2 separate regions of the Mus musculus genome follow, and region 1 is linked to region 2. The links are chromatin loops, found by intact Hi-C in ENCODE. Cell type or tissue: gastrocnemius. All regions are shown on one strand. Links, peaks and the distances in the headings refer to the core of each region. The heading gives the core; the rest is flanking DNA. Region 1 holds the start of Gm34872 (a long non-coding RNA gene). Region 2 holds the start of Mir6376 (microRNA 6376).

Region 1 (10,043 bases), core at 863-8,862, 100 kb after region 2:
CCTTTTCAAATGAGTGTCTTGAGACAAGGTGTCATTTTGATACGAACTTGAACTTGCAAATCTCTTGTTTCAGCCTCCCCAGGAGCTAAAATTAAAGGTTTGTGCACCTAGATTCAACTTGATGTGTGTAGAATGTAAGTTTATACTCTTCAAAGAATAGGGACCTCTATCTTAAAGAATTTAACAGAAACACATGCCCTTAATGACAAAAGTAAGATTTCTCTGTAGGACACTTACAATTGGAGTGAGAGGATATATGTTCCTGGCCATTTGAGGAAATCATGTCCCAGGTCATCTTCATAGTGACTACCGTTTCTTAAAACAGGAATAGAAACCAAAATGGAAAAAGTGCTATAAAAAATGAGGATATGGAAAATTTAGAACTTAAAAAAACTGGGGAATGCAAAAACACCAAAATAAGTGAAAGGCACCGTTAAACTCTAGAAGTGTGGGTAAGCTGCAGGGTTTGGGCAGGGGTTCGGAAGGCCTGGCTAGGTGTAGTGGCGCATGCCAATAACCCCAGCATTTGGGAGGCAGAGGCAGGTAGACCTTTACCAGTTCTGTGGACCTCTATGAGGCCAGGCTGGTCTACACAGGAAAATATATTCAGAGCTACATAGTAAGACAGTGTTTTGGAAAAACAACAAAACAAATTAAACAAAAAGGAACTCAAGACTGTAGGAAGCCAAATGCTAGGCCCAAGAGCCCCCAGAAAGAATGTGTGACTTGAAGGAAGGGCAGTGAGGCTGGTGTTCTTTCCAGCAGTAGGAAAACAGGTGCTGATAAAACACAGGAGTTGCACAGACCTGCACCATCTGCGCCCAGCCCAGGATTGAGAGCCACACTCACTGCTGCAGTGTATCCCACAGATAGCGTCAAATGAGCCACACTGGAGACCCAAGCACAGAAGAGTCCAGGAGAGAGCAGGATGAGGTAGCCACTTCTGAATGATGGTGCAGAGTCTGGAGTGAGCCCGCAGAGTCAAGAGTTTTTGCAGGTTGTAGTAAAAGATAAGAAAAGGAATACATCACACAGAAGAACCCAGTGGTGACCTTCTTGGTCTTTGAGAGTGCTTTTTGTACTTACAAAGGAGCCAGGTCGCTTTCACTGCTAGTTTAGGCTCATCCATGACAATTGATTTATTTTTACAGGTGAGGGTTTACTCTATATAGCCCAGGCTACTCTCAAACTCTTGCAATTGTTTTACCTGTGTCTTCCCAAGTGCTAGGAATACCAGCAGGAATTGTCAGACCCAGTTAACATATTAGAACTCCTCCCCTCTTTAGGGGATGGGCAGTGTTAGGGCCTTAGCCTAGAGCCTCCTACAAGACTAGGTGTTCTACCACAGACCTCTGACTCCAGCTCTGTACATTGGTTTTAATTTAAAACAAACAAACAAAAAAACCAAAACAAAAAAAACCCTTACATCTGCAGAGAACAAATAGGCAATATAGATTTGGGGAGAAAAGAATTAAGTTTCTAGAACTTGGGAAATTTCACTTATTAGTAGATTGGACATAGCAGAGAGGATGTGCAAAAAAGAAACAGAAAAGAAAGCTGGGTGAGGCCACACCCACTCGTTTTTCCCATGTCTTTACACATGCCCAGCGAGTGATTTCCATTGAGCTGTATATAAAAGAATTTGGCTCCTACACTAAGGAGACCAGGATTGGCGTTGCACATTGTCAGGTCCAGTGGAGTAGTGATGGCTGTTTTACCATTCACGTTTCTGATACTGTTGAGGAAAAGCTACAAGTCAGTGTGCAGTGCTGGGCACAGCTGGGTAGGTGTGCATGGACACTCCAGGCTTTGTAAGCCATCATAGTGAAGCCGTGGAGTAGCGTAGATACACAGAAGGCCCACAGGATAGGACAGGACACGGGCGACAGGGGCCTTGCTGGGAACTCTAAGGGACACAGGTTGTACTTGACTGGACCAAGACCTTCAAGTGGAGCAGCCAGAAGGTTCAGGACCCGAGGTAAAAAATGCACAAAGTAAAAACGTGCACATGGAAAGTAGAGGAGTGAGAACAAGTCCTACAGGTGAAGCTAGTCTGAGAATACTTAACCTACCCCAAATGGCATCACTCTCCATTCAGTAGTCCCTGAACAAGGGTGTGTGCTCACAGGAAGCTGGTGGTCAGAAAATAGAGAACAAAAAATGGCAGGTCACAGACAAACCTTAATAGCCAGAAGCCAGGTTTCAGGGAATTGGAGTCATGTGGAGGTGGAGGTAGGCAGGCAGGCACTGTGCTCTCCTGCAATGTGGCCATGTCTCCCAGCATAGCTTATGTTTCCACTCCCCGATCCCGCATCCATAACAATATGATAATGGCAATCACAACCTGTGGCCTAAGAGAAATGGAGTCGAGAATGTCTGGAGGCTGATGGAGACCTCAGGAGATGAGTGAGCATGGCAAGAGCAGACTCTAAGCAGGCAGGCTTCAGCAGGATAGCTCCTTTAACCGGGGGTAGGAAGGGGGAGTCCTATTCCTGCCCATCTCAGGACGAGATTTCTGGGGTTGGACATGCCTTAACCCTACTCTTGCTCTGGACCAGCTCTTCCCAGTCCCACTGCTCCAGTCCCAGTTTCTGTTTCTAATGGTTTAAACCTCATCTTAACTTTTGGCATGAGGAGAGAAGTGTAAGAATAATTATTGCAGTCCTGCATGTAGGATGAATGGCCAGGAAATAAAGTACAACATAAGGCAGTGAGATACAGCAAGTTTGGATATGAACAAAGGTGAGTTGCAAGAGACTTATAGCAGAGCACTATTGGTGTAAGAAGTTTTCTTCAGGCACCATTTACTTCTGGAGAGTTCAGAACACATGTCACTGAGGTGGTGTTTCATGTGCTTATATGTATGTGTATGTGTGTGTATCTCTCTGCACCACATTCCTGCCTGGGGTGCCCAGGCAGCAGAAGGCATCTGAGCTCCTGGAATTTGAGATTATGAGCTGCTATGTGGATGCTGGGAACCAAACCCGCGTACTTAGAAGAGCAGTGGTGGTCTTAACTGCTGAGCCATCTCTCTGGCTATAGGTTTACTCTTTAAAAAATAATGAAATAAGCACAGTGGCAATATTATAACTTATCAGCTTATCATGCATGTTAGGTCCATCTGTAGCATCTGCCCAAATTATCAGTAATGGATAAATAAATATATGGATATAGAATATATGAATATGCTGGAGAGATGGCTCAGCAGTTAAGAGCATTGACTGCTCTTTCAGAGGTCCTGAGTTTAATTCCCAGCAACCACATGGTGGCTCACAGCCATCTGTATTGGGGAGTGCCCTGTTATGATGTGTCTGAAGACAGCTACAGTGTACTCATATACATTAAATAAATAATTCTTTAAAAAATATAGATGGATATAATTTTGGAAATAAAGAAGAAACTATTTCCTTTGGGGCTCTGTAGATGAGCAGTAGAGCTTGCTCAGAGCTTACAATGCCCTGGATTCCATTCCCACCACCAACTTCCAGAAAACTCTAGAAAGTTTAAAAGGACCGTTAGACATAGGGCTGTATTTTTGTTCTTGTTAATTAACAAATATGAATTATCCTTTTGTAAGTTTAAAGGGGAGGTAATTTTCAAAACTTGCTGGGACGACGACACAGTTTTCCTTCATTTTATGTCTGTTCTATGTCTTTGGATCCCATGTACCATCTGTCCCCAAGTTAAACATGGCGCAGTAGGACAGTGTCTGTGCTTAGCCACTGGGACTTACTGCTTGCTTCAACTCCAGATATTTTTATCAGGATTTTTGGTCAATTTCGGTTTTAAGTTATAAACAATGACCACTTTTTGATTAAAGAAATGACATTGTTAAAAATCTATAGATAAATATTAACTTTAGCCTATAATCCCAACACCCAGGAAGCTGGGGCAGAAGGATTACAAGTTTAAGACCTGCCTAGGCTACATACATCAGAAAATTCCCCCCAGAATCCATTAGTCTTGAAGCTGTAGCTTCGTGTTCTAGGTACATACCTGGGAGAAGAAAGGAGCCATGTCACTCCTACAAGCATCTCCTAAGGACCAGGTGTTTTGTGTTTGTGTCTTGCAGATCTGGGACACAGCCGGTCAAGAACGGTTCCAGTCTCTTGGTGTGGCCTTCTACAGAGGTGCAGATTGCTGTGTTCTGGTGTTTGATGTGACTGCCCCCAACACTTTCAAAACCCTCGACAGCTGGAGAGACGAGTTTCTCATCCAGGCCAGCCCCCGGGATCCCGAGAACTTCCCTTTTGTTGTGTTGGGAAACAAGATTGACCTGGAAAACAGACAAGTAAGCGCCGACTGCAGTTACGTCAGAGATAGGCCCCGCTCCTCTGGGACCTGAGAGTTCAGAGCGCTCTCTACCAGGCTCAGAATTACGTGGGAAAGAAGGTGCAGGTGGGCGTGCTTGTCGTCCCGCGGACCCCAGTGGTGTGGGGCAGCCTTTGTTCTCAGAGCCTTGGTTACCCTTCTGTAACTTAAAGGAAGGAACTGCTTTTCTCATTTTGGGGTAGAAGGAGGCTGTGGGCTTGAGTCAGGTTGCTCTGCCTTAACTCTGCACGGCACTTGTGTTGAAGCATAGCTTTGTTAATTATAGCTCAGCTTATTTCTGACATCTCTTTCCTTTTCCAGATTTTGTCTGTTGTTCCTTGGCTGGGGCTGGGGCAGGAAAGGTCTAAGGGGTGAACACTGCAAAGTGTGTCGCCTGCCGCTTCTAGATGAGAAGAACAGGGTTCATATCAGAGATGAGCTGGGGACCCCAGGATCTCTCTCCTTTGGCTAAGGGCCACGTGGTCTGGCTATGGACAGAGGTAGCTGCAGTTTGGGTCCCTCGTGTGGGCAGCAGAGTGAGCCGACCTGCAGGTCTATAGGCCACATTCTTCCTCCTTCCCAGATGTATTCTCACCAGCGTGTAATTTTCCTGATAGGAGGACTGAGTCATTTTCTGCTGTTCATGTCACTAGTGTCCTTCTCCCTCCCATAGGTGGCCACAAAGAGGGCACAGGCTTGGTGCTACAGCAAAAACAACATTCCTTACTTCGAGACCAGTGCCAAGGAGGCCATCAATGTGGAGCAGGCCTTCCAGACAATTGCTCGGAATGCCCTTAAACAGGTGGGTCTCAGGGCCCTCAAGCTGCATGATGCCCTCTGGTGAGGTCTCACGTTCTCTCCTAGATGCCTCTCCCCTACCTGCATCTGGGAAAAACTAACGTGCTTCTCTGGGTGGCTAGGTCATGACAGATTCTGCGTCAGCTCCTGTGAGGTCTACGGCTTTATTAGTCATCTGAAAGACGTGGGGCAGAGCTGGGGTATGGCTTGGTATAGCACACTTACTTAAGATACAGAGCATTTCAGGGCAGCCTGGTCCTTGAGCAGTGAGGTCCAGACACAGCAAAACCTCAGGAACAGAACAGGGACATCCTTGTGAAGGACGTGTGAACTTGTCCCTGGGTTGGTTGGTTTTCATGTGCATTTTAGCCAATCAGGCCACTTAGGGGTCTCTCATCAGATCCCTGATCTTTTTAATGAGATAAACTTGAATCATGTCCCAGCTGCTGTTGACACATTCGTGTCTGAGCTTGTGCGCCTCATACAGAACCAACGCCAGCTTCAGAGGGTGTGATTACCCAACAACTCAGTACCAGGAACTTGCTTTTCCTGGGAGTAGGTATGTACATGCACAAGTAAGAGATAAGAAAACAACATCAAGGAACCCAGAGCTCCCAGCTACCCTCGTCTGTGAGACAATAGCACTGTGAGCTAGGGCAGGATAGAAGCCTATAATTCCATCTATTGGAGAAGCCAAGTCAGGATGGCAAGTTCAAGGACAGCTTGGGCAACATAGTAGGGCTGGAGATAGATATATATATCAATACAGAGTTGTTTGCCTAGCATATGTAAGGTCCTGGTGTTTGTTACAGTTTGGGGGGAGGGAGGTTAAGTAAAAAAAGTGTAGGCTTGGGGTCCTCCAACCAGCAGGCTGTCGGTGCCAACTCTTAACTGCTGACGCTCAGTTGCCACCTTCAAAGCAGCGTCCCTTTGAGCCTCTCATTCTAGGCTCACTACTGTGAATGGCCAGCATGTTCTCAAGAGGTTTGTTGGACATCTTCGTGTTTCATCTTTTCTTTACTGGTGTCCTTTTGAATTCTCCCTACCAGGATACCTTTAGAATGGGGCCTTTTACTTCCGAGTCATCTATGGTCCTTATATACCAACATGTGGTCCTTTCTGAGGAGTCCTCGGGAGTGTGCCCAGAGTGATCATATGAACTCTTGGTGAACAGACATTACCTTCACCTACCCTCCAACACCTCCCCACCCCCCAGTTCTTTTATTTGATAGCCTTTGGTCATAGAAAAAAAAAGGCCATCTTAGCTGGGTGTGGTGGTATCTGCCTATAATTTCAGCACTTATAGAGAGGACAGCAAGTTCCAGGACAGCATAGACTACACAGAAAAAGACATGAGATGTGCTAGAGCATGCTATCATCCCAGCATTTGAGAGGTGGAGGCCGGAGGATCACAAGTTCAAGGCCAGTCTCAGCAACCATTCTGGGGTATAAAAGACCTAACAATAAAACGTCATCTCTGTGTCAGATACATTTTAAAGGATCCTTCTCCCTGCTTCCAGTGAATGTGAGTGCTGGGAAGCAGCCATTGTCCCCTTGAAGTGTGTCCTTTGTTTAAATCATTCATGTTTCTCTTCCAGCACGCACAAACTGCCCTGGCCATGGCTGGGTTCCTTTGTCTCAGTAGTTCTCAACCTTGCAAAGGCTGCAACCCATGAATACGGTTCCTCATGTGCTAGTGACCCCCCAACTCTTTATAACTGTAATTTTGCTAGTTAATACATTGTAATGTGAATGTCTGATATGTGACCCCCTAAGGTGGTCATGATTCACATGTTGAGAATCACAGCTGGACCATCTTTATTTCAGCATCTCTTAAGTTTTATGAATACACTGTCGCTGTCTTCAGACACACCAAGAAGAGGGTATCAGACCCCATTACAGATGGTTGTAAGCCACCATATGGTTGCTGGGAATTGAACTCGTGACCTCTTGAAGAGCAGTCAGTGCTCTTAACCACTGAGCCACCTCTCCAGCCCTTATTTCGACAACTAGGGTACATCCTGCCAACCTGTGGCTACCCTAACCCTCTCCCACCCAGGCCGACAGCTTGTTGAGTTTTTGGTTGGAATTGTACTGGTCTAGCCATAAAAAAATACCACAGATCAGACAGCTTATACAGAAAAGGTTTTATTTTGTTGTCACAGTTGTACAGTATGGGACTCTCCTGGCCTGTACATGGCTGTCTTGTCTTCTTGCTATGTCCACACAGGGCGGCATTGCTCAGAGAGCAGATGTGTTAACATGCCCTCTGGGTTGTCAGTTGGTAACAGATTGCTGTCCTGGCATGTGTGAGATCCTCCAATCCATCTCTACTACCACATAAATCTAGCATAGTAATACATGTCTTAGACTCCCAGCACTAGGTGGAGGCAGGAAGATTTAGGAGTTCAACTACATAGCAAGTTCAAGGCCAGCCTGGGATACATATGAGACCCTGTCTGAAAAGGAAAATTGAAGTCCTGTGAGAGCTGATGCCACAGATAACCTTGTCTAATCTGAAGACTGTAGGTACAAGTAGATACATGGGGGTAGGTGGGTGTGTGGGGGCTTCAACATACAAACTTGGGGTTGACACCCATTCTCTCCAAGGTTGTCACTCATATTCTTTGCTTTTTGTGTTAAATGTGTATATTAGTGTTGACATGAATATAAATTTATTGCTGTTTATAATAACCAAAAAGTCAGAACATTGCAGATGTTTACAAACTGGTGACTGTCTCAGTAAGTTGGTCCATGTACTCCAGACAGCACTCTGCCAACAGGAGCTCGGGGCAGGAGCAAGTCTGTAACACAGAGGTCAAAACAAATCCAAGGCCAGGCTGGGCTACAGAGTAAGGCCCTGGACTAACAATGAGAAGTGTGGCCCATTGGCAGGCAGAGGACTTGCCTAGCATGTGTGGAGCCCTGGCTTCCTCCTGCATTTGGAGGGAAGGAGAGAACATGACTGGTTGCTGGGGAATAAGCAGCTCACTCAGCACAGGGTTTCCTTTTGGGGTGATGAGCATTCTGACGTGATGGTGGCCCACACCGAAACCAATGTGTTACATGCACACTTGGGTGTTGGGCCCTAGTAAACCTCTTAACTGTATATTTTTTAGCTAGTGTGAATAAAATGAAAATAACACTGTTAGGAACCTTTTTCCCCTTCTTGGGTACAGTGCTGTGGTTGGGCCCTAGCGCTTGGTGTGTAGGCACTCAGTCACTCCTCAGGCGAAGACCCCAGTGACTCAAGTCCATGCAACGTGGGGGTGACGGCATCACGGTAGCTCTGCCCCTTCAGCTGCTATGTGGAAACAAAGGCTGGGAAGAACCAGCTCCCGGCCAGCAGCCCAGAAGATTGAGTGGGAGCAAGGCGAGCATCCCGAGACCATGGAGCCTTGAGCAGAGCCCTAGCCGACAGTTAAGAACTGGCAGTGACGTGAACCCTATGACAGAATGACAGAAATCCAGAACCTTAGCTGTGTGTGGTCCGCAGTGGTCAGAACTTGAGTTGGCACACTTCTGGCTGTGGCTGCTGCTGACACTCCTCACAAATTCTGCCACCCTTTCATATGGGTACACAGTCAGGATCTGTCCCTGTGACTCCAGTCATCAACCTCCCTCCCTCTCTCTCTCCTATCCAGGAAACAGAAGTGGAACTGTACAATGAATTCCCTGAACCCATCAAACTGGACAAGAATGACCGGGCCAAGGCCTCCGCAGAAAGCTGCAGTTGTTGAAGGGGCAGTGAGCACAGAGTCCTTCACAGACCAAGAACACACACGTAGGCCTTCAATATGCGTCCCTCCTCCTCCAAACAGACCAGAACGTGAGCTCTCACATCCAGCTGCCAAAAGAAACTCCACCGAACAGTTACCCAACACACACACATACACAAAACACACTCGTGCACACAAAAACACATACACACAACACACACACAGCAAGCAAACTCCAGCCTGTGCCTGTCAGGGCTCCTGGGGCAGCTGCCCGCCTCGTGGGCCCTGTGTATGGCAGGCATATGGCAGAGACCCTGGGTGCTCTGGGGTGCAGTGGGCATGGAAAGCTTACTCTTTTTGTCCACTGGAGAGTGAGAGAACTGTTCACAGTTCATCTGTGTCTAATTATCTGATTTTTTTTTTAACGGTCTTGTGGTCTTTTACCCCTCCCTCCTTGAAGGTCCTGTGGGAAGGCTGGTGCCCAGGCTCCGTTCTGAGCAGGCTGTTTTGTATGTATCTGTTAATGCTTGTTACTTTTAACTAATCAGATCTTTTTACAGTATCCATTTATTATGTAATGCTTCTTAGAAAAGAATCTTATAGTACATGTTAATATATGCAACCAATTAAAATGTATAAATTAGTGTAAGGAATTCCTGGATTGTGTGTTTAAGTCCTCTAACGCAGGCGTGCAAGGTGGAGGGTTGAACCCTGTCTGGATTACAGAGTGTTAGAGACTCAAGTTTGGAAGTCCAGCTAGCGGCAGTATTCTGTACAGTAGACACAAGAATTATGTACGCCTTTTATCACAGACTTAAGAGCCAAAAAGCTTTTCATCTCTCTGAAGGGAAAACTGAACTAGACAGTTCCCTTCTGTGTCTAAATTTTCCAAAAGGTTGATTTGCTTAATATAGTAGTGTATACAATGGATAAATTGCTGTTACTTCAAGAATTAAAATTCTCATTTTCTCCCTTTCTGTTTTTTTTCCTTATATTCAACACTTTATGATGCCCTTTTGTCACTATCCTACTCAAAGAGGAAAGGAGAACCCACCAGACCTGTCCCAGTGACTCTACCTTTGTTCTAGAAGGCGCTCCTTTCAGGGTTGTGGTACCTGTAGGTTAGCAGACCCTCCTCCTTTCCCACCCACCCAAGTGTGGCCCAGCACTAACCCACCGTCTCTTGGGTTGAGCCCTGGCAGTTCTGTCCCTTCC
Region 2 (9,787 bases), core at 1,788-9,787:
GGCTCACACCACTCTAAGGAACAAACATTATTGCATTTTAAAGATGGAAACAAAGTTCCTAGCGGTTGGATGACTTTGCCAAGGCTACAGGTCCCGGAAGACAGCTGCAGCATCCCACCTAACCCAACCCTACCTTTCTATTTGCTTCCTAGTGAGGGTTTATTTTCCAAACCTTTGTAAATAGCCCCCACACCCACCTTTAAGAAAGCTTGGCAGCCAGACATGCTAGCGAGTGCCCTTAATGCCACAGGGGTTGGGTTAGGGAAGATGGCAAAGGTTTGAGGCCATCTCTGTTTGAGGCCGGCCTGCTCTGTAAGAGTTTCGGGCCAAGCTGGGAGGTGGTGACATCTACCTTTAGGGAGACAGAGGCAAGAGGATCTTTGAGTTTGAGGCCAACCAAGTCTACAGAGCAAGTTCCAGGACAGCCAGGGATTCACTGAGAAATCTTGTCTCAAAAAACAAACAGCAAATAGAGTTCCAGGCCAGCCAGGGCTGCAAAATGAGATCCTGTCTAGCACTGATTGATTGATTGATTGACTAATATGGAGAGAAAACAGTGAAAACCAGACATGGCATTACACACCTGTAATCTCAAAACTTGGGAGGTGGAGGCAGGAGAATCAGCAGTTCAAGGTCATCTTCAACGACATCTTGAATACAAGGCTCACCTGTGATACATGAGACTGTCTCAGAGAGAGGGGTGAGGGAGGAAAACTGTGTAAAGCTCAAATGCAGCAAAAATCCAAGAAAGTGACCCATGACGGTGAGAGACCGGTCAGTGGAGAGCACACAGTCTAGACGCAGCTCTGTGTCCTTAAAGAGATTTATGTCACCCACGAACAATCACTGCCCTGCGCCCCAGGAACAGCCCTGCATGACTTCTAGCTCCCGTTCATTCTCTTCAATCCAGGAGTCAGGGAGGATGCAAAAGAGGGAAGGGGGCCGGGCGTGGTGGCGCACGCCTTTGATCCCAGCACTCGGGAGGCAGAGGCAGGCGGATTTCTGAGTTCGAGGCCAGCCTGGTCTACAAAGTGAGCTCCAGGACAGCCAGGGCTATATAGAGAAACCCTGTCTCGAAAGACCAAAAAAAAAAAAAAAAAAAAAAAAAAAAGAGGGAAGGGGTCCCTCCGCCGGGGACTGGGAGGTGGACAAGAGGGAAGCCAGAGAGGTGTTCTTACCTGGTCACACGCGTCACGGGTGAATGATGAACTGCCTGCATTTGCTGCATTTGCTCTGAGTATTCCAACGTAACAAAGGCTACATTTTTTTTTCTTTTTACAAAATAAAAATTTAATGTCTTGATAAATATTCTTAAGAAATAGACTGTGTGATGTTTTAAACCTTTCTAAACCTTTTGGATATCCTTTCAAAGGACAATTGTTAACATTTTAAGCACTTTTGACTAAAATTCCTCACATAAAGGAATATAAACTGCAAATGCTAAAAGACACTGCACTGCTTAGAAGGTTTGCTCGCTCCTTTATACAAGTATTTGACACATACAATACCAAACAGGGCATCGCTTCCCTTTCCTTTCAGAAAAATCATGAGTTTTCACTGGTTAAAACCAACTTAAAATTATTTATACACGAGGGGAAATGAATGTAAATACAAAAATCTATAAATGTCAATGAACTCTCATATTGAAAACCTACTCAGGTACAGCTGTTTATAAGACTCTGAGACAAGACCCCACAGCCAAGCACCCTCTCCCTGATGGGGGTAGCAAGAGTCCTCCCAGAACATGAGGTGCTGGCACAGGAATCTTGAACTTCCACCATGTAGAATCCTGGGAAATCAGTGCCACTGTAGTAAGCCACCCAGCCAACTGTTATAAAGACAAGGAAAACCTCGAAGACGCCCTGGGAAGACACTTATCACCCGCAGGCACTCACACAGGGGTGGGTGGATTCCGAGCCTCGGTGGATGTTGGAAGATACAGCAAGGGGAGGGAAGAGTGCACAGGAACAGGGAAAACAAAGGACCCGGCCAAGGCTCCACTCACTTACACCCCAGGTCTTCCATGCAGGACCCAGCTGAGCCATTGGGGCGGAGGTCCTCATGTCGCCTCACAAGCTCACAGTGTGGCTTCAGCTCAATATTGAGGTGATGGAACCTTTGAGGCAGAGTGGGGTAGGAAACGAGTGTTATATGGAGACTCGGTTCCAGGTTCTTATGAAGAGAGACCACCACTACCCCTGCATGTCCTGTGTTATTTTTATTACCATTACATTTGTTGTTTATAGGCCATGGTCCACACAAAGCGATCAGCTTGGGGGAATCCATTCTTTGCTTCCATGTGTGAGCCCCAGGGATCCAACTCGGGTTTGGCAACGGATGCCTTTACCAAAGAGCCACCTCAGTGACCCTGCACTTCCCTTACCTGTTTCTCTGCCACACTATGTCTTTGCCGGGGCCACCAACCAGAAAGATGGTTACATACTGCTTTTGATGGGTTATCCAGACACCAGAGTTGGGAGCCAAGTAAACCTCTTTGCTCTAGAAAGCTGCCTCCCTTGGGGAAATTGTTAGAAGACAAGGGACTGAGGCCAGGTCCCTGTGGATTGTGACCTCTATGTGCACAAGTGGACAGTGTCCTCTGAGTCACAGGTGGCCACACTGGAGCAGGCATCTGCCATTCCCAAACCCTTAGCAATTCTAAAATCCCACCATGAATACACACAAATCCTCACCACTGTGTCTAAGTGCAATGTCTACTTCGATGATGTCACATGCCTGTCACCCTCACAATACCAGTATTGGTTGGACTTCTGTCTGATGGGGAAATGAGGGAAGAAACTACTTGCTTCACAGTCACCCTCTTCTTACTGCCCCAGGCTGCCTTCCTCCCCCTAGTCCATCCACAAGGAAAAAGGAACACAGGCACATGGGCGCCTACTCACATATGCTTGCCCGGACACATAGATCACAGACCACTTCTCTGGAGCCAGCCCTTCCCCTCTCCTCGGCCAGGCTCTACTGCATCCTGCCCCTCTATAGTGTTCTCCGCCGGCCTCTCTAGACAAATATTGGAGCCCACAGAGCCCTCCTGAACTGCCCCCTCTGCTTCTGGATCAACTGCAAGTGAAAAGTCTGGACTCCTGGGAAGGCTGTGGGAGCTTATGCAGGAACACTGTGCCTTTCCTAGCTGCAGTTCCTCATTTGTATGCACCTACCCTGACCCGCCTTCTCCATCCAGGCCTAAGTGCTGGTGCAAGGTCCTACCCAGCAAGCCCCCCTGCTTGCCATGTAGGGAGTTATAGCTTCAACCTGACAAAAAATGTGCTCACACCTAGCCCTTGTGTGCTCCATGTGTGTTCTGACTTGGTTCAGGAGTTTCTATAGCAATCAAAGGCTCTGAGGACGGGGATGCCGGCCCTCTGTACTCACTTCCCAGGGCCAAGAACAACATCCAGAGCTAAACAAGTGCCCAACAAAGGCCCATCTATCGGTGGACGTGCATGTTTACCTATGTATATATACGCTGCACATGACAATGTGCCTTGGTGAAGGTAGTGTCTTGTGTACATCCAAACTTTGGAATGGCTGTGAGCCTGCCATTGGCTATATGCCTCACATACCCACAGAAGACAAAGAGGTACCTAGGCGCCTGTGTCAAAAGCTCTTACACGTCTGTCTGAACATTGTGAGATGTTCCAGGTAGAGCCCAAAGCACAGAACTGCACCCCACCATTCCTGACAAGGCAGCAAGGAAACCCACCGTACCCCTCAGTCTCACCTGCCTCACCAACCCTGGGAAGACACAGGCCCTGGGACAGAGAACAAGCCGCTGCAGCTATCCTCCGCTCAGGCTGCCCCAGACTCTCTGTCACCACCCATTGTAACCAACGCTCTTGGGCATCGGTGCTCCAAAGCCCTCAGATATCCGTCACAGTACAGTAAGGCTTGAATCACTGCAAGTGGACATAGATACTGTGAAAGACGTGACCGGGTATATTGTGAATGGGTCTGGTCTGAAGATGGGCAACCATCCTTGGCAGAGGAAAGGAGGCAGGTAGGCAGAGAGGGTGAAAGAGAGAGAGAGAGGTCTGCTCCAGGCTGTGCACGTGCTGGCTACAGAGTTTGTGGGCCAGGTCTGGGGGACTGGCATCTTGGCTGATACCTCCACTTGCTGTCAGAACCAGATGCATGCAAACTGATAAAGCACTTAATGGTGTCACTCAGTAGAGTTTCCGGGCTGCTGCCCCTGCTGATTTGGAGGACAGACCCCCTGCGCTTCAGGGGTCTGTGCTGGGGCTCACCAACCCTTTCAGGCCTTCTGTCATTCAATCCCTGTCCCCTGATGAAAATGCAAGACTGAAAGGACAGCAAACACAATTCTCCGATGGGCAGATGGCCCCAAGGGGCTGTCAGGTAGAGTCGGAACCTTTAGCAGAGGCTAGAAGAGCTGGTTGCAGGAGTTGGGCTCTGAAGAGGAAGCTGGGAACTAAGAGGAAGAGGACATGCTGGGTCAGTCAATTGCAAGGCAGGAGGTTCTGCAGTCACCAGAGGCTGGGATGGATGTGTGGGAGAGGGGGCAGGAAGAAGGACAGTAGGCGGTAGGGACAAACTCTGCTCATCACACCACCCTGTCATTTCCGACATAGTAGTCTCTGTCACAACCTGAAATGATTCACCCTGTAGTATCTGGTTCCTCTCCAAGTCACGGGAGGCTGTGTCCTACTTGGTGCCTGAGACAGTGCCTGATACAAAACAAAGATTTTTTTTTTTTTGGAGTAAAACTAACATTCTGCCTCTGTTTCAACTACTAAAGAGTGGAGAGCAGGAGAATGCAGCCACAGTCCACTTCAGAGACTAATGCCAAAGCTGTAGTGGGGGTGGGGGTGGGATGCTGGGTTAGCCTAGGATGCTGGTTGGCAGTGTCCTTTCAAAATCCCACCCACCCTGCTCTTTTGACTCTTCTCATTGGCTCCTTCTCTCCTGGCTCTAACACCTCTCCCTCCCTATCACTCCCTCCCCCCACCTCCCATCAGCATTTCAACAGACTCCAGTTCTTGCCATAGTCATGTGTGTACGCTCCCAAATTCATGTTAGCCTAATCCCTAATGGAGTGAGTGAGTGTGTGTGCGTGCGTGCGTGCATGCGTGTGATGATGATAATGATTAGCTCATGGAAGAACAACCTTCATCAATGAGATGAGTGACCTGATAAGGTCTCTGAGGTTCCTCTTTCCTTCTCCAGCATGAGGGACTTGGTGAAAAGCCCACCCAATAACCAAGAGGAGTCTCACCGCACCCAAATGCCCACACCTCCCTTCAGGATTCTCTAGACGTAGGATGGTAAAGCCCTGTTGATAAGCCACCCAGGCAGCTTTTCATGATAGTGGCTAAAGCCAACTAAGACACTGATTTTTAAGGGAATCCTGGATTCTTCATTAAGAGTGGAAGCCAAAAGAAGGGGAACCTTGCCTTCTCCCTGGCTTCATCACCACATGAAAATGGAACCTCAGAATTCTCTCCAAGTTGTGCACTGTCTTTTCCCATTTGAGTACTAACCTTTTAAGGCTCCCTAGTTTAGGTCTAGACCAGCCATAGGTCACGTGTAAACTGAGGCAAGAGGCTAGGAGGACACAGTCAAGGGCATGGATGGGGGTGGGGTTGTAGGGGAAGGGGTGTGTGTTGTGGGGAGGCAGGGACCAGGTGGGGCCAGAGGCTGTCTTGATGCTCTCACCTCCCCAGCCTGGTGATAGGTAGGTGAACTGTACAGCCTCTGCCCAGCCTCAGGAGTCCATCTTCAACATGGCGGCAGCTTGGTCTCAGTGCAGGTCTGCAGAAGGCTCTGGTGCACTGGGCGCTTCCTGTCCCAGCCTGCGGCCCCCAACCGCTGGCAGCGCGGTTTCCGGCAGGGCTGCGGCCGGGGCCTGCACTATCAGCTCGGCACCAGACACCCGGTCAGGATACTTGTGGTGAAACTGTGAGGGCTACTGGGCCTTTGGGGTTTTCTCCATGTCAGCCTCCAAGACAAATGGAGGCAGCTCAGAACCCGCAGACCTTCCCTGGCCTGTACTGTGCTCTGAGCCAAGACAGGGCTGACCAGGGATGGGCCCACCTGCCATGTGGCCTTGGGACACATGGGCTAAGGCAGTGGGCTGGTTTTAGAGCCATCTGCCATGTCTGGATCCAAAGTGAGGCTGTGCATCACTCAAGGGTTCAAAACCTGGTGAGATGTGAGACCAGGTCTCCTCCGCTCCTCAGGGACTTCCAAGAGAGGCATCAAGGCTTTTCTTGCTACTGGAGGAACTAAAGTGCAGGCTAGCACGGGGCTGTAATGGCCTGAGGTTCTGGGTACCAGAGCAGCAAGAATGGAGACAAGGAGACAGTAGAAAACATGATGCACTGTTCCAGCCCAGGGATGCCAGAGCGCCACCGCTAGGCCACCAGCAAAACCATGTCCTTTGCCTTCGACTTCCTGAAGCAGGACTTCGTGAATCTCAGGCGCGGTAATACTGGAACCGGGACATATAGTGGATCCACCTTCTTTAGGGAAGGCAGGGAAAGAACCAGGCCTTTAAACCAGGAGGGGCGCACGCATGCGCGGCGGCGTCCGAAGCCAGCCACCAACTGCGCTTGCGCATCTCATTATTGGTGCCTGCCTCTCCTTGGCTTTTGAGGTGGCGCCAGTGTGCTACCACGGCCCGTTCCCTCTTTAGGCCACCAGGGGACGACTGGAGCACGCGCAAAAAGAGATTTGGCGTGGATGTTTCTTTCTGAATACTCCAGCAAACAGAAAAAAAGAGGCCTGGGCTTCTATGGGGCCGGGCGCTGAGCTGGGCACCCGCACCACAGGCAGTTCACGAAGCGAGCATCACCTTGTGAACATTAGCTGGAGCCTCAGCCCTTCGTAAGACCCACTCTAGAGCACGTAGCTGTTTGGGCAGTCCCTTAACCCACTGTCAACCAAGCTCCATCTTAAAGAAAGTCTTATGTAAGGCCAGGGAGGCAAGACTTGATTTCACTACCCATAGGTCTCCTGATCTTACCACACACACACCCTCCCCACCCCCTTTTTGTTGTCCCTGAGACTGGATCTCATTAAGTAGCTAAGACTTACCTTGAAGGCCTTATGCACCATCATCCCCCACCTCCCAGGCGCTGAGAGTAGCAGTCCTGCGACAGCCACCACACCCAGTCCTCCAAATTTCATAGCAGATCTCTGTACCCAACTCAACAGCAGATGACTGGCCTGGCCCACTCCTAAATCCCAGGTATTGCTGGTCTCCTGCTTTGACCCCTGCGCAGTTTGCAGTGTTCCATGATAGCTCTTGCCTGTCTTTTAGCACATTTCTCTTGCCTTCCCAACACTAGTCCTGGTCTCTTCTCTCCCTGCTAAGTTATTTGCCTACTCTAGTGGCAACTAATTCTCATGAGGCCTAACACAGCCTTGGGAATCTGTTGCTGTTGAGAGTCTCTGTCTTGATTTTGTTTCAGTGACTTCTGCTCAGTACCATATGATGGACATATTTCTTCTAACAAGCATACATTTTTGTATATTCATCTCGTTTATTCATTCTTGAATAAAGTGAGCTCAGCGTTGGCTTGCAGATATTAAAAAGTATTGATTTCCATTCAATAAATGCTTTCTTAAAGAGAGAGTCTCTCCACATTGCTCTGATCTCAAATTTCTTTGTTCAGTGATCCTCAGCCTTCTAAGTAGCAGACCATATCCTGCCACGAATGCCCTAGGTGTCTTCTAATTCTACATTCTTCATGGGCACACCTACCCACCACAATCTCCATCCCATTTCCCTAACCAACTTTGTGCTGGATAAACCACATGACATCCCCAACCACATATCTCCTTGTCAGGTTCTGGGCTGTCTGTGGACATCCTATTTGGAGCTCTCAGGCGTCTCATGATTGGTATCAGAAACCAGTCCACCCGTTTCTCAAAACTGGCCCATAGTTCTCTGTTCTCAGTGGATGGTACAAACACATCAGACAGCGCCACCAACCTAAGATGTACATAAGCCAGACAGGCAGCCCGTAGCCATCTATTAGTGTTAGCCAGAAGGTGAGCTTCTATCTGTCTGCTGGCCCAGGTCACGTTACAACAGTCACCTAAGATGTGCAGGAGGTGCACGAGAGCCTGACTCAGTCAGGTGACAGCTTCCTGACCTCTGTATGTTACTTGAAGGAGCAAACAGGCAGATGCTTCCTAGCACGTTCTCAACCACCCAACACCAACCCCCACATCTGGGTATCATCTTTGACCTGGATTACAATATGCTCCTGGCTTTCTCATACCAAACTCTGGCTGTGTTTTCAACCAAAACAGCCCTGGCCCAGTGCTCAGTCTGCCCTGATATAAAGTAAGCCAGAGCCTTAGAGACCTATGAAGCTATCTTGTTCTGGACTTGCACCTCTGCAGCCCTGTCATAACCTGTAATATCCACTCTAGTACAGGCCCTCTGTGGGTCCTCAAGCACCAGGGCCCTTCACACACACTGCCCACTGCCTGGAACACTGGCCTGCACGGTTCTTAAGGCTCAGCTCTGGACTCCCCTCCCCTCAAACACACACCCACCCAGACTTAGCCCAGTGTTCTCCAGTCCATGACTTCCTCACAGTGTGGCCAATTGGAGATTATGAACCATGACTGCTCGCCCATCACAGTTTCTAATGCTCAGCACGTGTGGCACAGATTTAAGGAATACAAAGGCTCACTCCACCCCTGTTGTGTGGCCTCCGGACCTTACTGGGCCTCTCGAGACTTGTATCAGTGTTCTGACACTTGCCTTGCACACACAACAAGAAAACCCATCTTGATAAAAGCAATATCCCCAAACTTCAGAATTACATGAGAGATTTTTCAGTACAGCAAAAGCAAATGTTCACAGTCCCTCCTTTATTTTCATTTGGTCATACACACTTTTAAAAAACCATGCATACGCTCACAAAAGACCCAAACATTAGAAATCAGAAGACCATAAAACAGGACTTGAAGACAGAAAAATCCCCAGCTGTCAAAACAGAAACCACCCATCAACTGCTGAAACGCCTGTGCTCAAAACACAGCCAAGTTTGTCTTTTAAACAGAATTTTTTGTCTAGGTTTTTGCTTTTTTAAAAAAAAGGGAACCATTCAGAAATAAGGGACAAGCTTCCCGCAGTGCCACGGATAGGCCACTGCCACGGACAGGCCTCAGTGGTGTCTTGAGGCCTTGGGCTAACCACAACCTCCTCTTTCTACCTATCCAATGCCACTGGAAGTCTAGGCACCTGGGCCTGCTCTGGAGCCAGGAGCTACAGAGCATCCAGGATGTGGTCGATCTTGGTGACCAGCTCCTGGCGTTTTCCTGAGCTGAGCTTCTCGTTTTCCAGGTACGTATCCTTCTTGAGCTTGCCAGCCACCAGCCTCTCTGCTTCTACCGCCGACTTCAGGACCAGCTCCTTGACCTGGGCGTCCAGCTTCTGCATCTCACTCACCTGGCAGAGACAAGAACAGGACAGGGTTTGGGAGCCGTCCCCTCACCCCACTCAACAGCCCCACTGCCCCCCTCCCCCCAGGCCTACATATCCAAAGTGACACAAGAAGATTCAAAAACTCAGCAAAAGTAGCGCCTATGGAAGAGAGCTGGCAAGTAGGAAAACTGCCCAGGTCAAAACAGTGGCCTCATCATTTACATGGCACATTCTTTTCAAATGACAAGCAAGATAAAGCCACGGAACCCCAGCATCGCGCCTGGGCACAGCGGGCTCCCTAAGTGTCTTCTCTTTACTGGGGCCAGACATCTGTTAGGACCAGACCACTTCTGCTGTCCCAAGTGC

Evidence for each region. Peaks named below come from ENCODE experiments on the same cell type or tissue, not always from the same donor. Only the 100,000 strongest peaks of a DNase experiment are listed, where the experiment ranks them.
Region 1: a loop joins it to region 2, with 2.5 times the contacts of the local background. A loop is called at or near these places in 2 of 42 quality-filtered maps.

The regions. Positions count from the first base shown.
Region 1 is chr6:87,999,241-88,009,283 of GRCm38, reverse strand. It overlaps Rab7 (RAB7, member RAS oncogene family), which reads left to right. Exons shown (of 6, transcript NM_009005.3): 4 at 4,073-4,291; 5 at 4,985-5,113; 6 at 8,754-10,043. The coding sequence ends at 8,849. It overlaps Gm34872 (a long non-coding RNA gene), which reads right to left and starts at 4,276. Exons shown (of 2, transcript XR_003956332.1): 1 at 3,997-4,276; 2 at 1-962. In gastrocnemius, for the core only: no CTCF peak of the experiment used is centred there; no DNase peak of the experiment used is centred there.
Region 2 is chr6:88,103,023-88,112,809 of GRCm38, reverse strand. Rpn1 (ribophorin I) reads right to left here. Exons shown (of 10, transcript NM_133933.4): 10 at 7,506-9,445. The coding sequence ends at 9,263. It overlaps Mir6376 (microRNA 6376), which reads left to right and starts at 8,552; the gene lies at 8,552-8,682. In gastrocnemius, for the core only: a CTCF peak has its summit at 6,667; DNase peaks (open chromatin) are centred at 5,864, 6,094 and 6,597; H3K4me3 peaks cover 887 bases; H3K27ac peaks cover 1,274 bases.